5 separate regions of the Homo sapiens genome follow, and regions 2, 3, 4 and 5 are each linked to region 1. The links are chromatin loops, found by intact Hi-C in ENCODE. Cell type or tissue: B cell. All regions are shown on one strand. Region 1 overlaps MED12L (mediator complex subunit 12L). Region 2 overlaps MED12L (mediator complex subunit 12L). Region 3 overlaps AADACL2-AS1 (AADACL2 antisense RNA 1). Region 4 overlaps MED12L (mediator complex subunit 12L). Region 5 holds the start of P2RY14 (purinergic receptor P2Y14).

What was found. Peaks named below come from ENCODE experiments on the same cell type or tissue, not always from the same donor. Only the 100,000 strongest peaks of a DNase experiment are listed, where the experiment ranks them.
Region 2: it touches region 1 in a loop (12-fold over the local background); 47 of 110 quality-filtered maps call a loop at or near these places.
Region 3: it touches region 1 in a loop (19-fold over the local background); 39 of 110 quality-filtered maps call a loop at or near these places.
Region 4: a loop joins it to region 1, with 9 times the contacts of the local background. A loop is called at or near these places in 42 of 110 quality-filtered maps.
Region 5: it touches region 1 in a loop (7-fold over the local background); 102 of 110 quality-filtered maps call a loop at or near these places.

Annotation. Positions count from the first base shown.
Region 1 is chr3:151,225,129-151,230,128 of GRCh38, reverse strand. All of the region lies in intron 16 of MED12L (mediator complex subunit 12L), which reads right to left. All of the region lies in intron 1 of P2RY14 (purinergic receptor P2Y14), which reads left to right. Among named protein-coding and RNA genes, the nearest start is that of GPR171, 24 kb to the right of the region's middle. In B cell, CTCF peaks have their summits at 2,024 and 2,224 (motif pointing left); a DNase peak (open chromatin) is centred at 2,208; H3K27ac peaks cover 1,675 bases.
Region 2 is chr3:151,165,858-151,170,857 of GRCh38, reverse strand. It overlaps MED12L (mediator complex subunit 12L), which reads right to left. Exons shown (of 45, transcript NM_001393769.1): 11 at 4,876-5,000. Among named protein-coding and RNA genes, the nearest start is that of GPR171, 35 kb to the left of the region's middle. In B cell, CTCF peaks have their summits at 2,192 and 2,397 (motif pointing left); DNase peaks (open chromatin) are centred at 937 and 2,357; H3K27ac peaks cover 1,167 bases.
Region 3 is chr3:151,836,677-151,841,676 of GRCh38, reverse strand. All of the region lies in intron 1 of AADACL2-AS1 (AADACL2 antisense RNA 1), which reads left to right. Among named protein-coding and RNA genes, the nearest start is that of AADAC, 25 kb to the right of the region's middle. In B cell, CTCF peaks have their summits at 2,271 and 2,473 (motif pointing right); a DNase peak (open chromatin) is centred at 2,516.
Region 4 is chr3:151,154,035-151,159,034 of GRCh38, reverse strand. It overlaps MED12L (mediator complex subunit 12L), which reads right to left. Exons shown (of 45, transcript NM_001393769.1): 6 at 2,705-2,874; 7 at 236-346. Among named protein-coding and RNA genes, the nearest start is that of GPR171, 47 kb to the left of the region's middle. In B cell, CTCF peaks have their summits at 1,998 and 2,200 (motif pointing left); a DNase peak (open chromatin) is centred at 2,204.
Region 5 is chr3:151,275,389-151,280,388 of GRCh38, reverse strand. All of the region lies in intron 16 of MED12L (mediator complex subunit 12L), which reads right to left. It overlaps P2RY14 (purinergic receptor P2Y14), which reads left to right and starts at 1,847. Exons shown (of 3, transcript NM_014879.4): 1 at 1,847-2,102. In B cell, no CTCF peak of the experiment used is centred here; DNase peaks (open chromatin) are centred at 1,948 and 3,568; H3K4me3 peaks cover 2,923 bases; H3K27ac peaks cover 5,000 bases.

The DNA.
Region 1 (5,000 bases):
GCGTGGTGGCGGGCACCTGTAGTCCCAGCTACTTGGGAGGCAGAGGCGGGAGAATGGCGTGAACCCAGCAGGCGAAGCTTGCAGTGAGCTGAGATCGCACCACTGCACTCCAGCCTGGGCAACAGAGCGAGACTCCATATCCAAAACAAAAACAAAAAACAAAAAAACAGATCCCAACATGTGAGCCTAGGACTCATAAAAAGTAAAGGTCTTTGATTTCAAATACAACTTGAACAACATCTTCAAGCTGCATAAAAGTGCATCTTTCACCCTTAAGTCCTACTAAGTTTGCAACTAATACAGTTGCTCCATTGTTGCATGCTCTAGTTAATAAAACACAAATTCGTTTAAGAATTGCTCAGTTCGCCTGGCGCAGTGGCTCATGCCTGTAATCCCAGCACTTTGGGAGGCCGAGGCAGGCGGATCACGAGGTCAGGAGATTGAGACCACGATGAAACCCCATCTCTACTAAAAATACAAAAATAAGCCAGGCATGGTGGTGGGCGCCTGTAGTCCCAGCTACTAGGGAGGCTGAGGCAGGAAAATGGCATGAACCCGGGAGGCGGATCTTGCAGTGAGCCAAGATCGTGCCACTGCACTCCAGCCTGGGCGACAAAGTGAGACTCCGTCTCAAAAAAAAAAAAAAAAAAAAAAATTAGCCGGGCATGGTGGCACGAGCCTGTAGTCCCAGCTACTCGGGAGGCTGACGCAGGAGAATCGCTTGAACCCGGGAGGCGAGGTTGCAGTGAGCGGAGATCACGAAACTGCCCTCCAGCCTGAGCAACAGAGCAAGACTCCATCTCAAAAAAAAAAAAAAAAAAAAGAATTGCTGAATTTATAAGTTATTACCACAGTATGTTTTATTAAAATCAAAGAACCCTCTAACAGGGATTAATACACAAAACAGGGAGGAAACATACAACACTTTGGGTTAGAGAGTATATGGGAATCACTTCTGTACAGTATTTCTACTCCCACTTAAAATTCTGGATATTTATATTCTTTTCCTTTGGCTATATAAGCCTGAATCTTGAACAAACACACAAGTGGTTGATATTCAGCTAAGCAGTTAAAGCTGTTGTTTTCTCACACATGGAAATTTGTCTTCATCTTCACAGCAAAGGATAACCACTAATGGTCTAACAGCCCCATGATCTGCAGATCTGAGTACTGCTTGCCTGAGAAATGCAAATACCATCTCAGTGAGGCGAAAAGAGGTCATGGATTCATTTCCTTGCCTGGCCCCAGGGAATAGGACCACATATTCCAAAACAATGCTGCAGAAGAACAGGCTGGAAAAAATTCAGTAATTCAGGCAGCTCAACCTAGTTCCAGGAGAAAAAAGAATTGGTTCCCAAAACCCTGAAGCCAGGAGTGATGCAGAGCTTTGTGCCACTCTCATGAAAGATTAGCATTGTGTAGGGACTGGTAAATTAGAACTGAAACACTCTGGACTTCATACATACACTCTGTTGTTGAGTGCCACTTCCTGTGACTAGAATAGAGGGATCATCAGAAGCAAAACCTCTCCCAATTTGTCCCTTGTTCAAGCACTGCTGGGCCACATACTGGAGGAAGCTCAGAGCACTCTGCAAAGGGTCTACTGTGCCTCCTGCAGCCCTGAATTTCAGTGTAGAAGAGCGTCAACTTAAATCAACTTAAAGAAGAGGGGAAACTGTCAGGAGCCTGATAGTTTATTCTGTTATCAGCTGAGTCACTCCCTGTACGCGCAATGTTCCCACTGAGTCACAGCCTGCCTCACACCAGGTATTTGATTCTTATGGGAACAGGAACCCTAGATGTAGCTGAGGTAGCTACTACTTCTCCCCTCATTTTAGACATGTAAAAACTGATACACAAAGGCAGTTAATAATTATCGCAATATTCTAGCGCCATACATGTAGCCAAGGCCCACTGTATCCCACAAGCATGCATGTAATCATTATGCTGCACTGTCTGTCCTCTGTCCACTATTCCAACAGAGCAGTAAATAAAGCACACTTCACATTCCTAGACCTTAGCATACAGATTACTTACTGCTGATGAGTTATTCAATTACAGTTAAGGTCTGACCCCAACAAGAAAGCTAAATTCTCTTCCTGTATCAAAATCATCTGAAACATACCTACCATTAAGGGGTCATTCCAGTGGTTCTCAAGAAAATTTAGAAATGTGTGGGGACGTGGCTGGTTGCACAAACCATGGCGTTCTACTGCCACCTAGTGGATACAGGCCAGGGATGCGGCTAAACACCCAACAATACACAAGACAGCCTACCCACAAAGAACTGAAACCGAAAAAAACAGTTAACAGTACCAAGGCTGAGAAACCCTGGACTATTCCAATCATTATAGGCAAAAAATTACAGGTCCATCCTGACTACCAAGATGCAGTCCCTAGAGTAAAGGCTAACAGTGGGTGGCCATTTTCCTGGCCCCCAGTTTGCCATTCGGGAAGACTGCATGACTATGTATCCATTGGAGGTCATGAGGTGCCTATGCCACACCTCACCCTCCACTGACAGCTCCCATGATCCATTTGCATAATCACAAAGTGAAGACAGGCTGGAGTTCTTAGACATGCCAATATGCTAGACTTGCAGTCTGCCACAAGCTATGCCAAAAGTGTTTTGAGGGAAGCGATTAGAATACAAAGTAAAGACTATGTTTGGACGTTATCAGTTTATAAATCCAACCTAATCCGTCCCCCCTTACCATTCTCACACATAATCAAGAGTTGGATCTGTTTGTAGCAGAAATTCAGATTTCTTTTATCTTTATGGGTTGTAAAGACTGTGAATACGAAGATCAAGAGGGAATCAAGAGAGGGCCGAATTTATGCTTTGGTGGAGGAGGAAGTTCTTGGGTATCTGCAATTCAGCCTAAGAAGAATATTTAGATATTTCTAATGTGAAAACTTAGCACAGCTCCTCAATGAAAGTATGTGGCCACACCATTCAGCCAATTTTAAGTTACATTAACACATGTTGGTCACTGACCTGGATTCTAACTGAAGGTAAAGTCGATGGGTCACAGCAGCAGGAGTTAGGATCAAGTGACCTGATCTTGAGCTCACATCTCCTGCCAGAGAAAACTGGCTGAAGGTGACAAACAGCAGCAAGCAGAGCTCTCCTTGTGCCAGGGGCCCCAGGGGATCTGCGTGTGGCATCCAAACCACATGCAGCAGATCTGGGTTTCTCCCTGCAGAAGAGTTTCCACCATTTATAGGTTAACGTTACCTGTTGTAATCACCATTCATGATAGTCCGACTCTGTATCTCTCTTTGGATATCAACGCAGGAGATAGAAAACTGAGTCAAAAAATCAGAAACTCATTTTAAATACTTTTAGAAACTGGCAAATCAAAAGGAGGTTCTCTATGCCGCAGTATCTGGAAGATAACTGAAGAAACTGAAGGCATCCACCTCATGCAAAACCTTAAAACTCAGATCAAAAACAAAAATAATATATATACTCTCAAACATACACACATGCACATTCCTTTCTTGAAAAAAAAACACTGGCTGACTTCTCAAGATGCGACTCCAGCAAAATGTTGAAGGGCCTGTGTAAAGGATCACATTCATATAAAACATGCTGCCCCCACATTCTTTCAGGAGCAGGGGAGCCCTGGCTTGGAATCAATCAGACATTAGTTTGAATACTGTCTGGCTATGTGTTAGGTGCCCTTTGATGAATCACTTAACCATTTTAAGCATCACTGTCCTCATTTGTAACGTAAACGTTTACTCATTGGCAAGATTCCATCATGTTACCCAAGAGCTTAGGCCATCCATTTTCCCCCACTGTGACAGCCTCTCGTGTCAGTCTTGATGCCTGTTCCTATAGCTCTCTCACCCCAAAACTCCTTCCTTCTTCTTTGCCTAGCTAAAGCCAACTCATTTGTCAATCTTCACTATCACATGCTCCAGGAAGGCTGCCCTGATGCCACCATTTCTGAAACTAGATACGTGCTCACTGTGTTCCTGTGCTTCCTCCTTCAATGATGACCCCATGTCATACCTTGAAGTGTCCCTCTGTTCAGCCTCCCCCTAGACTGGAATCTTCCTGAGAGTTCCCTGATGTGTTTCCATAGGGCATGGCAGCATGTTCTGACGGCTTTATAGTGAGCAAATGAACAAAAGGCCTTGGCAAAGGAAGAAATATCAGGGGTACACAGGAGCCAAAGGTTACAATGTACTTTATAAACAGCAGATTTCAACAAGGGGAAATCAATGATATCAAAAACTGCAAGCAAAGAGGTCAGGAAATAGAATAACTGAGAAAAAGACAACAGACTTAGAAATTAGGTCCCTGACAGCTTCTGAGAAGTGTGGTGAGTGTCAAACATCAAATGCTGTGGGTAATGAAAAAAGATAGGGGGTGGGAGAGTTCCTTCTTCTGGGTGAAGGAGAAAGTGAGATTCTCCTTGACTGAGCCTAGACAGGGCACGGACAAGAGTGCCACAGGAATGCAGAACACGGATGAGACAGCTACCGATAGGATCTGACAGAAAGCTGCTACGGTTTGAGTGTCCGTTTCAAAATTCATTTGAAATTGATTTGCCATTGTGACGGCATTAAGAGGTGGTACCTTTGAGAGATGATTAGATCATGATAGCAAAGGCCTCGTGAGCAAATTAATGGTATTACTGCAGAAGTTGGCCCTCTTTTTCTCTTGGTCTCACATGCTCACTTGCCCTTCCACCATGATGCAGCAGGAAGGCCTCACCAGATGCATCCCCTCCATCTTGAGCTTCAGAGAATCCAGAACCATGAGCCAAATTAATTTCCTTTCTTTATAAATGACTCAATACGTAGTATTGTTATAGCAGCAGACAATAGACTAACACAGGAGCTAAGCAGAAGAAGGATTTCTGAGAAATAAGGGGAGTGTAGCCAATTACAGAGAGAGAACAGCAACTTCTGTGAAGTCGAGGGCACCCTGGACAGGTCTATGACTTAGAAACATAGGACATTGTTTACCCAGCCCTAAGGAGTCA
Region 2 (5,000 bases), 59 kb after region 1:
CCAGGCTGCCTTATACATAGCATCCCCCGACTCATTCCCACTACCTGCCTGGCCACTGTGGGACATGAGCCCTGACCTCAGTATTACCATCTTTATATCTCACACTACTCTGAATGGAAAACTAAGCAGCACAGATCTAGAATAAGGAAACACTCAGGTTTTTGAGATTTTTATTTTCACCTCCCTTGCCATTATACCCAAAAGCCCAGACACAGAAACAGTGGCCAAGGAAATGGGGCGGTAAAGGGCAACAGGGAGGGAGAGTAAAGAATTAGCACATTCCAGGCCAGGTGCAGTGGCTCACGCCTGTAATTCTAGCACTTTGGGAGGCTGAGGTGGGTGGATCACGAGGTCAAGAGTTCAAGAACAGCCTGGCCAACATGGTGAAACCCCATCTCTACTAAAAATAGAAAAATTAGCCGGGCATGGTGGCAGGCGCCTATTAATCCCAGCTACTCGGGAGGCTGAGGCAGAGAATGGCTTGAACTCAGGAGGCAGAGGTTACAGTGAGCCAAGATCACGCCACTGCACTCCAGCCTAGGTGACAGAGCAAGACTCCATCTCAAAAAAAAAAAAAAAAGAAAAAGAAAAAAAGAAATAGTGCATTCCATGTGGAATCAGTGAAGGCACACCACATAGCCTGGCACACCCCAATGTGGGCACAGAATCAGCTCCTACTCCCACTCTCATGACCACAGTCCAACCACAAGGCAGGGCCCAGGCCTCGGATGCCTTCATCCCATGCACTGCAGTTTTCAACAGGCTTTCACCAATACTGAAACTGATTACACACACAAACTTCTCCCATTTAGACAGAAGTTCTCCCCTCCCTACAAGGAAGTAGAGAGGACTGCATTTCCCTGTCGCAGTTCCAGAGAAAAGGGAATTAAGGAATCAAGGAGGGTGAAATTCAGGTTTTCCCAACAGATGTGAAGAAGCAGGCTATGCAACCTGGGGCCTAGGCCTACCTAGACACGACTTCTAGTAACAGCAAACCTCCAACCTATTGCAACTACAGAAGTTGATCATGTTTTATCTATCGTGCTATCTAAATCCTGAATGAATTATGAAAACAAAAAAGGGGAAGTATATTTTAAAGAAGTGAGACCAATTTCTGAATCCTAACCACACGTAACTCCTTATCAGAGAACAGCATCATCACATTAGTTCTTCCAGTATAATACTAATAATTGCTATATTATTATTGTTAACAATTTTTAAAACATATTTGTATAGTGCCTTATAATTCTCAAAGTGTTCATGTTTCCTTAGAGAAAAAAAGGGCAAGTACTCTATGCCTACTTAACCAGGAAGGGCACTATTGCACAAAGCCTTGAGTAACTTACTCAAGATCACCAGCTGATCAGTTAACATGATGCTGCAGCACATGCATGAATTCCAGAAATACGCAAAGTGACTCTGCAGTCAAGAAAACAGGGCTGGGCACGGTGGCTCATGCCTGTAATCCCAGCACTTTAGGAGGCCAAGGCGGGTGGATCACTTGAGGCCAAGAATTAGAGACCAGCCTGGCCAACATGGTGAAACCCAATCTATACTAAAAATATAAAAATATTAACCGGGCGTGACGGCAGGGCACCTGTAATTCCAGCTACTTGGAAGGCTGAGGCAGGAGAATTGCTTGAACCCAGGAAGTGGAGGTTGCAGTGAGCCAAGATCACGCCACTGCACTCCAGCCTGGGAGACAGACAGAGACTCCGTCTCAAAAAAAAAAAAACAAAAAAAAAAAAAAACAAAGAAAAAGAAAACAGTAACCCCTGTTAAGGAGTAAATAGAGAGATAAAACTTGATTACATATACATATATACCTTGATGCATATACCATACATACAGATACCAACGACATATTTTAAAAATTAATTTAGTCCAGGCACACTGGCTCACACCTCCCAGCACTTTGAGAGTCCAAGGCAGATGGATCACTTGAGGCAAGGAGTTTGAGACCAGCCTGACTACAAATAGAAAAATTAGCTGGACACAGTAGTATGTACCTATAATCCCAGCTACTGGGGAGGCTGAGGCATGAAAATTGTTTGAACCTGAGAGGCAGAGGTTGCAGGGAGCCAAGACAGTACCACTGCACTCTAGCCTGGGCAACAGACTGAGACTGTCTTGGAAAAATACTAATAATAATTTAATGTTAAGTATTACAGAAGGATCCATCTATTTTGTTATCCTTTTTGCCAGACTATTAAGAAAAGGTGACCAATCTGAATTATGGGTTGAAAACGTAGTTTTCATCAAGTCTTTCTGAAGTTGAGTCAACATTCAAAATAATTACTGCTAAATGGGGCAACACTGATGGCCCTTCCAGAAATGTGCGTGCCTAGAGCCTCCAGGACTCTCAGTCCTGAGCACATGTCGCCCTCTGGTGGCACGCACCTCTCTGAATCCTGGAGAAGTCACTCAGGTAGGGGAAGCTTCCGGCAGTGATTTCCAAACATTTCCCACACACCCTCTCAGCTCAAAGAGTTTTTTTAGTAAAAACTTTCAACACACACTTATTTATAACTTCTATACCTATACGATCATAATAATTACATTCATTTCCAGAGACAAAAGAAGCTTTTGAAAATTATAATCTGAACAGAAGTTCTAATAACCTTCTTGCACCCTAATGGCTCATTGCAAGCACCCACTCCGGAGATATCTGTGATTTACAAAGAACCTCACAGTGTGATTTCATTCAGAAAGATTGCAACATAATTTCTGCCCTTGAATTTTTTTGAAAAAACACCCCTATTTTTTTCTTGAGAGTGCTGTAACTTAAGTGTCTGCAGGTGAATGGGGCAATAATCCTGAAGTTAGCCAGTGCATACACTCTGAAGGTATATAGTCAGGCTAACCACAAAACTAAGGTGGTTATGATAATCTTGGTAAAACCCTCACCAGGAAACAATGTAGCTTTTACTCAATACTTAGTGCAAGAAGCTAAACAATCCAAGATCCCCCTGAATTTTGGGTATCCCTACTTTCCTTCCAGATAACTCACCTATATGTATTAAAAATCTTAGTATTCATGAAGTCTTTTATCTAAGAAAGTCTTTACTAAAAACACACTTTAAGGTTTCCACCCAAAAAGAGCACGTAGCACTCTAACTTGCCTCAGTAAGCAGAGGATTATATCAGCATGCTCCACTGAAGTAGGGAGGCATTGCTACTGAACTCGCGATGAATTTAAAAAGCACACTCAATCAGTCCCTTGCTCTCAACGTTCTGAATGATCCTAGCTGGCACCATTAGTCTTGAACCATATCTTTGAGAAGCAGGGTGATCAATCAAAAATTATTCCAAAAAGAATAATAATCTGGAATATGTATCAGGCTCACATAAAGGTAAGAGAAGGAAAGGTTTTTGATGGTGGTTGTTGTTGCTGTTTCATCTTTTCTTTCCACATATGCATTCCCAAAAGCCAGTTGAAATATCAAAGATGCTTGCCATCAGCTAACTAAGGTATTGAAGGTGTCTTAAAACTTAACTCTGCAGTCCTAGTGCCTAGCACAGGCTGGATATTATCATCGGCAGTTTTCATTGTGAAAAGAAGACAAACTTTTTATTTCTCCCCAAATAAGGCTGAGGAAAAAAACAACTGAATATCCTAGTTTTGGGGCAATTCATTCATGAAACAATCTATTGCTAGATATGTGTGAGATAAAAATTATCTGTGATTATCAATTTTAGATATTAACTTGGCTAAGCTATTGTATCCAGTTGTTTGGTCAAACACCAGTCTAGTTGTTGCTAAAAAGATTTTTTTAAGATGTGATTAAGATTTAAATCAACAGACTTTGAGTAAAGCAGATTATGTTCTATAATGTGTGTGAGCCTAATCTAGCCCATAGAAAGTCTTAAAAGACTAAGGTCCCGGCCGGGTGCGGTGGCTCAGGCCTGTAATCCCAGCACTTTGGGAGGCTGAGGCAGGCGAATCAGGAGATCAGGATTCAAGATCAGCATGGCCAACATGGTGAAACCCCATCTCTACTAAAAATACAAAAAATTAGCTGAGCATAGTGGTGGGTGCCTGTAATCCCAGCTACTCGGGAGGCTGAGGCAGGAAAATCACTTGAACCCAGGAGGCAGAGGTTGCAGTGAGCCGAGATTGCACCACTGCACTCCAGCCCAGGTGACAGTGTGAGACTCTGTCTTTAAAAAAAAAAAAAAGACTGAGGTCCCCAGAGGAAGAAAGAATTCTGCCTCCAGACTGCCTATGGACTCAAGACCGCCACATCAGTTCTTCCTTGAGTCTCCAGCCTGCCCTGAATATCTCAAATTTGCCAGCCCCATAATCATGTGAGCCAATTCCTTAAAATAAATACCCCTCTCTTTTCTCCCCCCCTTTCTCTCTCTAGGTAGATATAAACATATATGTACGCATACACATATATATACATACACTTAACACACACTTTTTTTCTATTGGTTCTATTTCTCTGTAGAACCCTAACACATTGTCTAAGGATTTTTGAAAGATCATGACCACGGGTATTCATGCACTGCCCTCTGCTGTGCTAAATGTTAACATACATTCCCCCAAGTTAAAGCCAACCCACCATATTAAGTCCAATCACTAAATGAAGGATATTCTTCTAAAACTAAAATTGGAAAGTGATGGTAAAAGGGCCAAGAAAAATCTTGCCCGTCAATATATCAATATTCCTAGGTAGATAAGCCCCACTGACATTTCATTTTAATAATGGTAGGTAATCTTAGTCCAACAATAGAATGATTTCAAGTGTGTATGTCTTCATAAGATACTACACTTCATAGAAAAGGTTTCGCCAGAGTTTCCTGAATGAGAAAGAAGAAAAAAACACTATGAAAATAAAAGGTGAAAAGAATTAAAAAAAAATTAACTACCTCTTGGTTATCTTTGTTTTGGTTTGCCCAGAAAATCTTATGATAAAGTGTCTCCATGGAATTGCTGGAATCAGTTCGGTCAAAACAGTGACGATCCAAAACTTCCAACGTGTGCAAAACCCGAC
Region 3 (5,000 bases), 610 kb before region 1:
AATCAATATTAAATGCTGAAAGGAATTTGAGAAACGTTTCTCAAATTTGGGCACTTGTGGACTATCAAGAGTACCTATGAGGACTACAAAGATTTTTCAATTTTAAAAATTCAAAACCTCGACTTTAGGTTTTGGTTTCATGGCTGTGCCCAGTTATAAAGTGGTCATCTAAATGATCCACAATTTGTGTATGTGTTTATATTACCATAATTATAAAAACAAAGCACAGTCATCCCTTCATAGTCATGAGTTATACATCTGTGGATTCAACCAATCCTGGATCAAAAATACATTTTTTTGAATCGCATCTGCACTAAACATATGCAGACATTTTTTCTTGTCATATTCCTTAAACAACATGGTATAATAACTATTTACATATCATTTACATTGGATGAGGTATTATAAGTAACCTAGAGCTTATTTAAAGTACAGTTATGTGCTACATATTGATGTTTTAGACCACATATACAATGGTGGCCCCATAACATTCTAATGAAGCTGAAAATTTTCTACTGTCTAGTGATATCACAGCCATTTTAACATTATAGTGCATGGCATTGCCTTTGCTATGTTTAAATATGTTTAGATACACTAATACAGTTGTATTCCAATTGCCTGTGGTATTTAGTACCCTAACATGCTGTACAGGTTTGCAGCCTAGAAGTGATAGGGCTGTACCATATAGCCTAGGTGTATAGTCGGCTATATCATCTAGGTTTGTGTAAGTACATTCTATGAAATTCACGCAACAAAAAAATTGCTTAACAACATTTCTCAGAATGTATCCCTATGGTTAAGTGATTCATGACTGAATAGAGGAGGATTTGCATATAATCTATAGAGGAGGATTTGCTTAGATTATATGCAAATACTATGCCATTTTATAACAGGAACTTGAGCATCAATAGATTTTGGTATTTGCAAATACTATGCCATTTTATAACAGGAACTTGAGCATCAATGGATTTTGGTATTTGTGAGAGGTCCTGGAATCAATTCCCTAGAGATACTGAGGGAAAACTGTACTTTAAAATTCTACTGGACCACTTGTGGACACATAAGCAGATCTGTAGACCTCAGTTCAAAAAAATATTGACCAGCTGATATAGTACCATTTCATAGGCGAGAAAACTAAATCCAAAGAGGCGTGGGAACCTTGTCCAGGATCACCAAAGAGTTACAGAGAGATGTGTTGGTAAGAAAATTGTGAGTGTGTGTGTATGTGTGTGTGTGTGCACACATGCGCGTGGGCCTGTATGAGCATGTAACTTAGTTTGTACCACCTGGTTTTACTTTGCTTTCTATCTTGAAACAATGTATTGAACTTTACTTAAAGGTTATGGTCATACTGAATCCTGGAACACTACTTGAGAAAATGGTATTATAATTAATCGAAATATTAGTGTTTATTCTTTGTCTTATTTTTTGTAAGAATCTACTCATCCAATTAAACATGGAAAGCCAAAAGTGTATTGTACTGCCAAAAATGAAAAAACAACATATGCCTGAATTCATGGAAGGACTGTGTGTAATGTAGAAGATAAAATGAAACATATGGAATATGTAATAAAAAACAAAATCAAGCATATTGATTATAGTTACCTAGTGATTGCCTATTTAAATACTAAAAATTTAAGAATTTAATTTAAAAGACATCAACAATATTTATCTATTAGTTATAAAATATGCCAGGAGATGGTTATCACAGGATACCTTTTAATCTACAAATGTTGAAATTTTAAGTTTAGGCAAATCAAGGAATGACAATGACATCGGCAATGAAGTTCAGATCTTCAAACTTGCAGTATCTCCATCGGAGCAATTTTCAATTACAAGAAGATAATGTAGTTAATGTGCCTCTTCGTCTCTCCAATAATAGTAATGCAGTTTATTTTTACAAAGAAGTCATAAATGCTTTCCATTCTATACATGGAACATTAAATAAATGCAAAAAAAACCCACCTCAGCTAGATTGTTTCAGATAGCATTTTTTGACAATTGCTTTATAGTTCCAATTTCTATGAGGCTTATATAGTAATTTATTTTCTTTTTCTTTTCTTTTGAGAGATGGAGCCTCCCTCTCTCAGCCCAGGCTGGAGCACAGTGGCATAATGATGGCAGTTCACTGAAACTTGAAACTCCTTGGCTCAAAGGATCCTGCCATCTCAGCCTGCTGAGAGGCTGGGACTATGGCACCATCCCTGGCTAATTGTTTTAGAGACAGACTCTCGCTATGTTGCCCAGGATGGGTAATTTCATTCTTAAAAAGAATTTTAGGAATTAAAGGAAATATCTTCTTTCAATTTATTTAGAGGTGTAAGTTTTGAGATATTTATTTATAATTTTAAATGCTTTTGTTTGATAAACTAAAGCAAGTTTAGACATTTTTCTAAACCACATTAAAGGAATTATTAAAACATGATTTTATTGGATATCTAACTTTATCACGTTAGCTTATGCTGGGTAACAGCTTTCTGGAGCCCACAAGGGGGCAGACTAAGAACGTATGAAAGAAAACAATCCTTACGCTGTAGTCACTAACTGGCGGAGTTCCGTTCCAACTGAATGCATTTGGCTTTATTTCCTTTTTACTGAATTTTATCTTATTTTCTTCTGACCGAAAGCAATTTCAGTTTCTTTGCACTGTATTGGAAAATTGAGCACTTAAAAATCTAAACTCATTTGACGATACGCATCTTCTCTCTTATTGTCTTCTAAGTGAAAACTGTACGGAAATCATACATGATTAAGCTGAAGAAGTAAATTGTAATAATTTCTAATCCATTATTTTACATTAATTTTTAAATAATAGTTTGTTTGTTTGTTTGTTTATTTTGAGACAGAGTCTCGCTCTGTTGCCCAGGCTGAGGTGCAGTGGCGCAATCTCGGCGCAATCTCTGCTCAGTGCCACCTCCACCTCCTGGGTTCAAGTGATTCTCCTGCCTCAGCCTCCCGAGTAGTCTGGACTACAGGCGCGTTCCATCATGCCTGGCTAATTTTTTGTATTTTTAGTAGAGATAGGATTTCACCATGTTAGCCAGGATGGTCTCCATCTCCTGACCTCGTGATCCGCCCACCTCGGCTTCCCAAAGTGCTGAGATTACAGGCATAATTTGCTTATTTTCAAAAGAAAACGACAAAATAACTGTCATTTTTAATATCAATTGTATAAATCAGTATTTTATTAATAAACGGTTCTGGCATTCTTGCATTTCCTTTAGTTTTATTGTGTCCTTGTAATTCGATTGCAACCTTTAAACATCTCTCTGTATTTACCAGAAGATTATTTGATTAGTTAATAAAATATTTTCTAACAGGAGCTGTTTTTGGCAGGGAGGTATTATTTTTATCTTTGCTCATATATTTCACACTGGTAATCATGTGTAACAATTTTGAGACTAAACTATTGAAAGTCATTCTTTAGCAAATAAAGTAAAATCTCTTTTTAATTGATTCTTAATCATTAAAATAATTTTCAAAATATTTTCAAGGAATATGTCCAACTTCGATTCACTGTAAATAAATGAGATTTAGCTAATATACTAATGCATGTTACTTCTAATTTAATTAGATTAAAAATAGAATTCATCTAACAGTCTATATACTTAAATATATTCAAGCAAAGTGTTTTACTTAAATTAGTATAAAGTATGAAGTTTCTTATTTCCTAAGCCAATCTTCAATTCCAAATTACTGATTGAGTTCTAGCTCATGTATATAACTTCTCGTATACTCCAGGGAGCCACAGTTTAATCTTATTGACAATTTCTTTGTTTGAGATTTTATGTATATGTGTATACCTATATATACACACACATACATATGTACATATATGCATATGTGTACACGCTATATGTTCATATTTGGTATTTAATTTATAGAATAAATATTTTAAAGGTTATAAAGTTGTGATTAGATCTCTAAATAGATACTATGTATCTTTACTTAAGGATAAAGCGTATGCAGGAGAAAAATTTTCCAAGATTTGAAATGGTCATAGCTGAAAGGCCAATTTACATGTAATCCTGTTAAATTGGTCCTCACCCTCAGAAAGTTAAGAAGCGTTTGAAAAAAGATGCATTCTCTAAACTTCGAGTATTTTACAGGCATAGAATTTTAAAGCTGACACATAGTGAACATTGCACTATTAGGATGAGCCACTTTTTAGGGAAGGGAGTTTAATCACCAGAGAGCATAATTCTGGGAACTCTTGAAGATCAGAAGACTGTAACTTTTAGCTTTAGTAATTTAGAGTTAAAAAGAACATGAAGTTTCTTTTTGGATGGCATGAACTAATACTGGTATGCCTGGTTCATCCAGAAGCAGTTAGAACATGTCTTTCCAGGTCTCGGAAGTAGAAGGGACTGCAGGTTTGCTGAGTCATAACACCATATGGCATAATAGCAGGGCTCCTTGAAGAGCGAGTCACCTCGTGAAGACTTTGTGGGAGGTCGAAACCTTTGGAGAATCTGAAGGCTCAGCTTGAAAGGGAAGAGTGACATTGTGTCATCAAGAGATAAATGAAGAGTATGTTTGATAAAGAGTTCAGCTGACTGGTGTTTTACTTTACTTGTAAGAAAGAGGGCTCACTCAGATACAACCTCCAAATGAAGTCAATGGATGTTCACTAAGAAAAAACAGCTCTAGAATGAAACACTCAGCCTTCTTTTGCAGGCTTGTAGTCTTTTTCAGCACTTTAAAAGTACTGACAACGGTGCCTCTTGTTTTAAAGAAATTGGCAAATGAGAGAGAAGCCTCCTCTCAGCCTCCTCTTGATTTTTTATAAGAGACTTCAGTTTTAAAGAATCTTGGACTTTCCAAAATGGGCTATTTTTAATTTTATAACAATGCTCAAGCCTAGGGAGAGGAGGAGCTAAGAATTTTTGAAATGCCATTGGAAATAATTCCAGCCCTAATTAATCTCTTTTTGGCATCAAGAGAAAGAAATTGTGAATATTTATTCTAAGAGAATAATTTAAAGTACTGGTACCAAGATT
Region 4 (5,000 bases), 71 kb after region 1:
AAAATTACTTAAAAATTAGGACACATGGATAAAAACTACCAACATGGTTAACACAAATGATGGCTAAAACTTATTAGAAGCCTTTATCACTTCATGTGTTATAGCATCAAAGACATTTTTTCCTTCCATTTCAACAGGATATTTTTTCCTTTTCCTCTTCCACTTACCTAATCATTCTTATCAGGCTCATTTCTTGCCCATAAAACCAACTGCCTCAAGGGGACATGTACTATACCTGCAGCATTAGTGGTAGCAAGAGTTTAAGAAGATCATCATCCATTGGTCTGATCTTTTCTAAAACATCCAGGATCCATGTCAAATATTCGTGTTTTTCTAACATTCCTTCCTTAAATGAACAAAGAAAAATTACATTAATAATGTTAAAGAAAAAAAACAAAAAAGGCACTGTCATTCTTATGCTTAAGTCTAACTGTACTACTGTTTTTGTTGTTGTTAAACATAGTCTCATTGCTCACAGTCCAAATTCTAAACAAAACAAATAACTAATATGTTTTGTATAGTTTTTTTTGTTTTTTAGAAATCTGCTCCAAATTGAGAAAAATTCATTCCAACAATGAAAAAAAAAAATTTCAGAAGCTTTCACACCCCCAGTGTGTGTCAGGGTCCTGGCTAGATTTCGGGGGAGTATGAACTCATGCTCATAGAAGGAAACTTGGGTAACAGTGATAATTATAAAGAAGATAAGCACTGCTCATGCCATCATCTTAACAAAAGTGTGAAAATCCCATCAGACCCAATGCCCCCTTAATAGCTTCTTCCACTATCCCAAAATTAGTTTCAGATACTATCACCTATCTATAAAATACAACCTTAAAAATCAATGACCTAATATACAGAAATGAAAGGAATTTATGATAAAATAATGTATAAACATTTCAACACAACTACAATAAAAAACAGTAATACCCCCTACAATTTCCAAAAATGCCCCACGGGGGTGACACAGACCCTATAGAGACCACTAATCTTGATATAAGCACTACAAACATCTTTTGTCTCTTGCCTTCATATGCATATACACATAGATAAACACATTATTTTATGACATTCTATGCACATATAGATTTAATATCCTATTATAGTTTTGTATTATGATTCACAGAATGAAAGAAAGAAACAAAAAACTGTTTTCTGGGAAAGACATATACTTTTATGGTCATTCTGGTAACAAACTTAGTAGTTCATATGAAATCTTACTTTGTTCCTAGCAACTGTTATGTATTACCAGTGTTCCACTGCAATGGTTATCAAGGATTCATGTGAAAATATTACACTGATAAATTACAGTTGTAGTATTTCAAAGTTTACAGTGAGGCCACATTGACATGACATCTTGCTAATTTCTAATTTTTAAAATGTTTACAGTCAAAAATAGTTAAAAAGTCACATAAAAAGTGCAATTTAAAATTTTAAGACCAATAAAGTGAGTTCTAAATAAATATATATACAGTTTTCATTTGTCAATTTAAAAATTAATTAAAATTTTTTTAAAAAAGAGACAAAATGGAATTTTCCATTAAGGTATAAGAGATGGTAAATTCAAGATTCAAAAAAACAAAGAGAATCTTCATAAATAACAGTCCATCCTGTAGATGCTTTGTTTATATACCCATGCCCTTGTTTCTGCATATACATGTCTTCACGTGTATGAATTAGGGTGTGTTTCACATTTCAGAATACGGCAAATTAAAATATAATGAACATTTAAATTTTAACATTACTATTTCGATTATATTCATTCCTTTAGGACCTAACTGCTTTCTTAAAAAAAAAAAAATTCTAATTTCAATACTCCTAATACGTAATTCTTCCAGAACCATTAAACATGCTGAGAGATACTTTTTCCAAGATGCAGACTAAATTCTGAGCCCAGTAAAAGTCATAAAAGCTCAGGGCAGCACTAAAGTAGTCCCTCTTCTAAATGGAACTAGAATTTATTTTTACTGACTTAAAAACTAACAATATTACTTCTCAAAAAGACCTTATTTTTTCCTATGTTGACCTCTTAGAAGAGGAGCATGAAAATTATAATAAAGGTTCTAAAGGGAAAATTTAGAAACCACATGTCCCCTCCCTCTTTAATCAAGATAACAGGCACTAAAATCTCTGCTAATAATAAGACTTGAACTGAAGTCATCTCTCTTACCTTACCATGAATAAGGTAATTAAGAGCCCAAACGCCCTCTTCTGGTCAACATTATTTACATCAGCTTGTCTGGGTGAGAGTTCAGTCATTCCTAAACGCCCTTACCCCTCCCCTCAGCTCTGTTTGTATTTTCAGCTGCAGCTGAATTAAGATGACCTTTCTCTGGAACAACTTAGGTCTAAAGGAGGTCTGCTACCACAGAAGGCATCAGCACAAAGGTGTTTTTAAATAAATATATCCAATTTTGCAAAATAAAAGGTTTAGAAGGATTACATTTAATAGTGCAATTACGAACTAATTAATAGCACTAAAAGAGCTAACATGATTGAAAGCTGGAGATCAATATGTATAATAAGCTGTCATCCCAGGGCAGATGTGTCACCCTGAATACAATTCGATGTGAGAAATGTCAGACTGCTTTCTTTGAATGTATTGGTTCATGTAAAATAGGATTTAACCCCAGAACACCAAACTATAAGGAATTTGCTGTCTTCTTAAAAGCATTGCACACAACTCTGCATGTCTTCAAAAGGTTACCTGGAACATGTGAAATGCTAGCTTTTCGTTGTATTCCCATTGCTTCATGGCTTGCTCCACCTCTGGTGGCACAGGGACAGGGCCATCGCCCGTGCTGGAGGCCATGTGGTAAAAGTCAGAAATCTTGGCCAACTGCTCTCGAAGATATCTGGTAGATATCTGTGTCCACTCTGCATTTTAAAAAAAGAAAAATATGAGTTTCTAGACACAATGGGTACAAGAATTACATGTTTTCTTCCCCATTCTGATTATCTCGAGGGTGTACTGATAAAACAAACATCTGCTCCCTAAAAATGATCTGTGCCTGTACAAGCAGTGCTCAGAAAAGGATACCCACCCAAAGCCCTTAGAGAACGCATGCTAGTGTGAGGTGGCCTGCCCTGTGGCAGCAGCCAGCTCTCGGAGAAACAGGCAGCTCTACCCTTGTGCTTCTGTGACTCTTAACCTAGGAGAAGAGATGTTCACTCTCGAATTGGGTCCATCTGGTGATCCTCCTTGTTAAACATCAGTTAGTATATCAAAAAAACAAAGGCAAAGCAGGACAGAATCGTGAAGGGGAGATCTCAAGGAATCTCAAATTCCACAGCAAAAGAATTCAAAATCCCCCAAAAGCAGCTCTCTTAGGATCCATTTTTCAGGCTCCACATGGAATTTCAAATATGCCTAATTAAGATTTGTTTGTTTTTGTCAGTCTTTAAGAGGACAGACATTCATTCACTGCGGGCTGGACCATGAAAGCATTCCAACCCGCACTGCCCCAGGATGTGTCAGGGACACCCGCATGGCTTCCCTCAGGACAATCATCTGGATCTTCAATTATTCTACTCTCCTCAACCAACACCAAGTGTCTCAAAACTCAGGGAGGGTGAAATCAGAGAGGTTGGGGAGCAACAAACAGTGGGATACTGGAAAGGAAACAACCAAAGTAGCAACAGGAAAAAAATCACTGAAATTGTTCAAAAATGTCTGCCACAGGGGCACAAATTAAATCAGTGTGTTGCCTCTGGCAACCATGAGGGATGTGATGCCAACTTTAGCCCATTCTGTGGATAAAAATGTAATAATTGCATGCTCACAGCCAAATTTCCCCAAGGATTAGCAAAACAGCATTTCAGAAGAAAACACCCTACTGAAACATTACCACACAATGCTGTTTTCCCATTATTCAGCAATAGGTTCTCCCACCTTCTATTTTGACAAAAGAAAGAGTAGAAACTAAACATCTGCTAGTCACTGAGTGCTTTGTTTTTACTTTTTAAATACCCTTAAAATTATTTAACAGAACCCAGAGATAACTACTGTTAAGTTTTCATCTAAACCACTTATTTTAATTGTGTCTTATTTAAAATTCAAATTCAAATGCACGCTGGAGTTGTTAAACTTCGGTAACAAGCCAATGCGAAAAGACGAACAAATACTAGGTCGACATTCTGTTCCTAGTTTAATAGTTTTTCTGAAAGCACCGATAACAGATATTAAAGTTAGTCCATTGGCATTAAAAACAGTAAACTATCTATGTCATCATGTTCTTCTGTCCTGTTATGGACTAACAGTCTCATGACACTCACTTGTTCAACAAAACGAAATACCAACCATCAGATGAGACAAGTTTAGCTTAGCTATAATAAGCAAAAACAAAAATAACAAGGATCCAAATCCTAACTTTTGTATGCCAACCCTTGCTATTAACTCACTGTCAGTATGGTACTATTCTCAATATCCCCACTGAATATTTTAGCCTCAGGAGCTAAAAATATTAATAACACACACATTCATACACCCCTATTTTGTCTAGGGTATATCTCCTTTTTAAGATTTTTTAAAATATAGGAGAAATACGCGTTCATTATAGAAAATTTATACTGCAGACATGAAAAGAAAAACCATCTGTAAGGCCATCACCTATAATCACAAAATATTTTCATATATATCTTTCCATCTTTTCTACTCTAAGTATGCATGAATGTTTCTATAAACATATGCATATCTTTTTTAAAAACGTTGCTGAATATACTATTCCACAATCTGAACTCCTTTTGGGAGTCCATAAATAAAGCCCTCTTAACCCTGTGCTTTAAGTGTATTTAACTGACTTAAAGTTATGTCAATCAGATAGCTACAGGGCTCTGGGACATAAGACAGTCGAGTGGATGCGGATTAGTAAAACTGCAATTAAAAATTAAAAATAGAAAATAACACATAGTGACTAGTACTGTACTCCTTAATAATTATTAATAATGTTTATAATTATTCACGACTAGAGAATGGTAATGAAACCGGACCAATGAGCGGACAG
Region 5 (5,000 bases), 50 kb before region 1:
ACTTTACTCATGGAGCCATTGTGAGTAATCAAGCTAAAACACACAGAGTGTTTAGAACAGTACATGCAAATCAGCGTTTAATGTTCTGAAGACACTGGCCCATCCCAAGATGAGGCCCATGACTCTGGCAAGCTTCCAGACACAACTGTCCCCCTGGGTGGGCCCTTTAGCTTTCCATTTCTCCATACTCCCTCTACTCCCAAGTGTCTTACACAGAGTCCAACCCATTTGTACCACCTGCCACGAGGGGACCACCTGTAGGGCTATCCTTTTGGCCTTGGACTTTGCAACTCCTGGCATTAAGAGGCAAGCAAGCAGCTCCAGTCAAAGAAATTATCATGTTCTCCCCAGTCATACTCAATAACATCTATGTGAAACACCCCACGGGGAAGTCAAGAAGCAACAAATTATCATGTTCTCCCCAGTCATACTCAATAACATCTATGTGAAACACCCCACGGGGAAGTCAAGAAGCACAAAAGGGACCCGGAACAATTAATGGGTGTTTTTGAGACTGTCAGAGTAAACAGCATCTCCTGCAATAAATCAGGGAAGTCTTGAGAGTCGCACCTTAGAGATACGGTTCCTGCCAAATCATCAATTTAATCAGCAAAATGTTTACATCTGGAGGACTCTGCAATGTGCCCTGGTAATAACCAGGCTCTAGCGGCTCCTCCTCACATCCACTTGTCCTTAAGTTTATTTACCTACCAGATCTCACTGCAGCTGAAGCTAACAAGCCTCTCTATGCACATCAGTATTCTTAGCCCCTCAATCAAAGCATCAGTGAGGACTATTGGGGCCCGCTGGGGGTCTGAAGAAGAGTCCCTCTGGCAGGGAGAAATGGCGAACTTCTCTAAACAAGCTCTGTGTCTCACAGGTCTTTGCCAAGGATCAACAGTGACTAGCAAGTCTGTGAGACAGAAAGTAAGAAAATACTCTTCATGAGGGAAATAACTGTTTGGGTATGTGTCAGTCACTACTCCATCTCCAATGTCCAGAACACTGCCTCCTACGTAGCAAGTACATATAAAGCAACTAGAATAGTAACGGGCATGTCATAAGCCAGTTATAATTATTATAACTAAATGTATAGCTATGTTTTTAAGGCAAGCTGAACTTTACTAGTTGTTACCCATAATTTGGCAATGGAACAGCCTAAGTAAATACACTTAAAATGCAGGAACCTTATAAAGTAAGCTTTTCAGCCCCTTGTCTTCTTTCTTTCTGGTTCTGAGTTATACACTTTGAAGAGGACTTTGTAGCCATCTTCTGAAAACTTCCAAATCTAATGGCACTAATAGTCAATGGGAAAGACAGTGGAGCACTGCAGGACATCACCAATTATATTACAGAGCCTGAAAGGAACTAAAAATATGAAGACTTTCAAAATAGTAACACAGCACAAACACCAAAATGTTAACACACGAGGAGTTTATCTGAAGTCCTACTTGTGATCTATTTATCAGTAATGTTCAAATATGGGAAAATTAATGTGGGAAAAATGACAATGCAACACCTCTTATCTAGAATATGTCGACATTGGTGTCAAAATACTTCTTTATTCTGTTAATTCCGCATTTCCAGGTAGCTCCAACTACCCATCTCTGCACGTTATACTGTGAAGCTGCTGACAATTTTCTGAGGGTGCTTCAGAAAGAACCATATCTTACACATCAGTTCTCCACCTCATACCACATGTTGAATTTGACAATGGCAAAGGTTAGAAAAGAAAACAGGTTTTTGCCTGGCTGTGCATCAGATGATGTAGGGATGTGGGGAAAAGTAGGAGGAGAAATAAGAAAGCAGGACTGTTTTTGCATTACTGGAGGAAAGGAACTAGCTCAGAAGTCAGCCTAACACCCACAGAGATTAAAACGTCTCTTCCTTCCTCTTTGTTTCCACGTCCCAGTCTTCAATAAATTCTATCTGACAACAGCAGCAGAGGGACCCACTATCTTGTGGTTTCTGTCAAGTTCCTGATTTTCATCCGTAGTTGAAGATGAGCAAGAACTCTGTAACAGTGTTACCTTGGAGCCTACAATGAGAGGTATTTCAAAATGAGTGAAGCATGACTCTCACAGATGAAGGCCTAGACGCAGGTAAGAAAACAGCTTTTCCATGAAATGACTTGCATGTATGTGAATGGTGCATGGGAACAGAAAAGATTTCTGAGCTGGGCAGCAACAAAGCTGAGGAACACTGAACCATTGCCACTCACATTTTTCTCAGTAGGTTACTTTTTGTTTGACAACTATAATTGGTATATTAATATATTTCCCCATGCTAATATGGGGATCCAATACTGAAATATTATCATTTATGATTTAGGATTTCCAATCGTGGCTGTCAAAATATATCTGTGATGAAGAGATATCAAGGAAAATGTTTAAAAGGTATTCATCCAGGACAAACATTTCAAAAGCTCGTAAATGTGTATTAAAATTGCTTCTCAAAACTACAAAATCGATTAGCATAATACTTAGGTCAGTATGTCTTTGTTTGCAATTGCATATGTGTACAGATATATAGTTGCATTTACTTGTACATACACTTATATAGGTAAAAGTTTTTATCTTTGTCATTATTAGGATAAGTTAACCCCATTAACACCTACTAAAATAAAATGCCTTTAAATTGTAAATCACAGAAATATCTGTCCTAGGCATAGCAAATATTTGAGTTCATATGCTACTTATTTATAGTCTATGACTAATCAGCTAAATTACTTACAATTCTTTAAACATTATAAATTAAATTACATTCAGGAGAATTAGCACAGACCCACAATGTCAGCTTATTCAACCAAGCCCATGCAATCCATCTTGTCTACATATACTTTGTTAACCAAGGACAATCAATCCTACGGAGAAAATGAATCAAAGATCACACTAGTAAAAAAATAAATAGTTTGTATATTCATCTTTCTAAAACATACAAACTTGATAATCAGTTTTAGCACTAAAAAAAAACCTAGCCATTAAGTTAAAAAGAAAACAATGCACTCGGAAAATACCAAAATGGCATATTTTATGATTTGTAAACATGCAATGAATTTTATATTTCGGTAAAATTTATGAATACTATATATACAAACATGCATACAATTGTGTGCACACAATTAACACATTGGTATATATGAATGAACTCTATATTGTCATGTCTGGAAAAAAAAAAAACAAGGAGGCCAGGCATGGTGGCTCACACCTGTAATCCCAGCACTTTGTGAGGCCAAGGTGAGTGGCCTCAGGAGAGGCTGGTCAGGAGTTCAAGACCAGCCTGGCCAACGTGGTAAAACCCCTATCTCCACTAAAAATACAAAAATTAGCTGGGTGGTAGTGGTGCATGCCTGTAATCCCAGGTACTCAGGAGGCTGAGGCAGGAGAATCGCTTGAGTCTGGGAGCCAGAGGTTGTGGTGAGCTGAGATCGGGCCACTGCACTCCAGTCTGGGCGAGAGAGTGAGACCCTGTCTCAAAAACAAAAACAAACAAAAATAAAACCAAAAGAACAGTGGGGAGATTCCAAGGTACTCAAAGCATGAAGACACAGGGGAAGTGGGCCGGGTGCAGAGGAAGAAGTATAATTTCCTGAAGTATTACGGTGCCCACTTCACAGTTGAAGCAGGTACAGAGGGTGTGACTATCCTGAGCAAGGCCACCTATGATGCTTCTAAAGTGCTGAACAGAAGAAGAACACGGCTCCCTAGAAGAACGTTCACTCTATAAAGTGCTTCTGAGTGAATTTAGATGTTGAGGCTTCCCTAAGCCTAAGGCTCTATGAACTCAGAAGTCACAGGTTTATTCCATTTGGCCCCAGGATATCCTTAGAAGTTAGGTCGGTCACAAGTGAGCTGTTTCAACCTCCCAGTGTGAGCAGTCTCTAGAATACCAAAAACAGACCAGTCCAGGAGGTAGGCTGACACCAACACAAGCATATTCTGCCATCATCATGAGCATCCTCACCTGCAGAAGGCTGTCTAGTGGAGGATGATGGACAATAAGGAGTGTTTCCTTTAATTGAAAATTATATCAGTACAAGAGTGCCAAGTTTGTTTGGATAGAGCAGTGGATCTCAAAGTGCAGATACTATACCAGCTGAATCAACATCACCAGTGAGCTTGTCAGACATGCAAATTATTGACCCCAAACCTACAGAATCAGAAACAATGGGGGTGGAGCCCAGCAATCTCTTTTAACAAGCCCTCCAGGTAATTCTGTTGCACATTCAGTTTTGGGTGACCCCATGTCCTGGGACAGATCCAGTTTTCACCTGTTGTCTGGGCATAATTGAAAATAGTGCCTCCTTTCTATCTCAAAAGTGTCCTTGATTGTATAATAAATTAATTATGATCATCAATATGATCACCCTGCCAGTTCATACTGGATGCTAAGAAGGCATTTCATTGGCCAGATGCTGTCTACTACTTGGGATTTCAAATTAGCTTCAAGTCTGGTGCTACACCCATAGCCTCCCCACCATCACCCCGCAATACTAAAAGATGCATTGCCTCCTAAAAGTCTGAGCAGCACAGCTAGATAAATCAACTTCAGTAAAAATATCCTATCTTAATGAGAAAAAATACCTACAACCAAACTATGTAAAATCTATTTTAAATTCTCAGCTTCCTAAGTAGCATGAGAATCAGGTCTCCAAAACCCTCTTTACTAAATTTTCTGGTTCTTCTTTACAGGGAATTTTCTTTTCCTCCCTAGCACCCTTAAAAAGGATAAATCTAGTAATTAATGAATGCTATTTTTATAGTAATCATTTGGTTACATTAATTCACCGAAACACCAAGTTTACCACAGCAAAGCTTCTCAATCCACCTGTTCTTTAAAGTCAAAGTGAAATACTGGTCATATGCTTTTAGATCTGATTAGATTCCTTTGAAATTTTTGTCTTTACTCGGTATAAATTAAATTGCTAGCTTTTTATTTTTCACTGAAACCTCCCATCTGTTGTTTTTGAAAAGCATCAAAGGCCTTAGATATCATGTTCT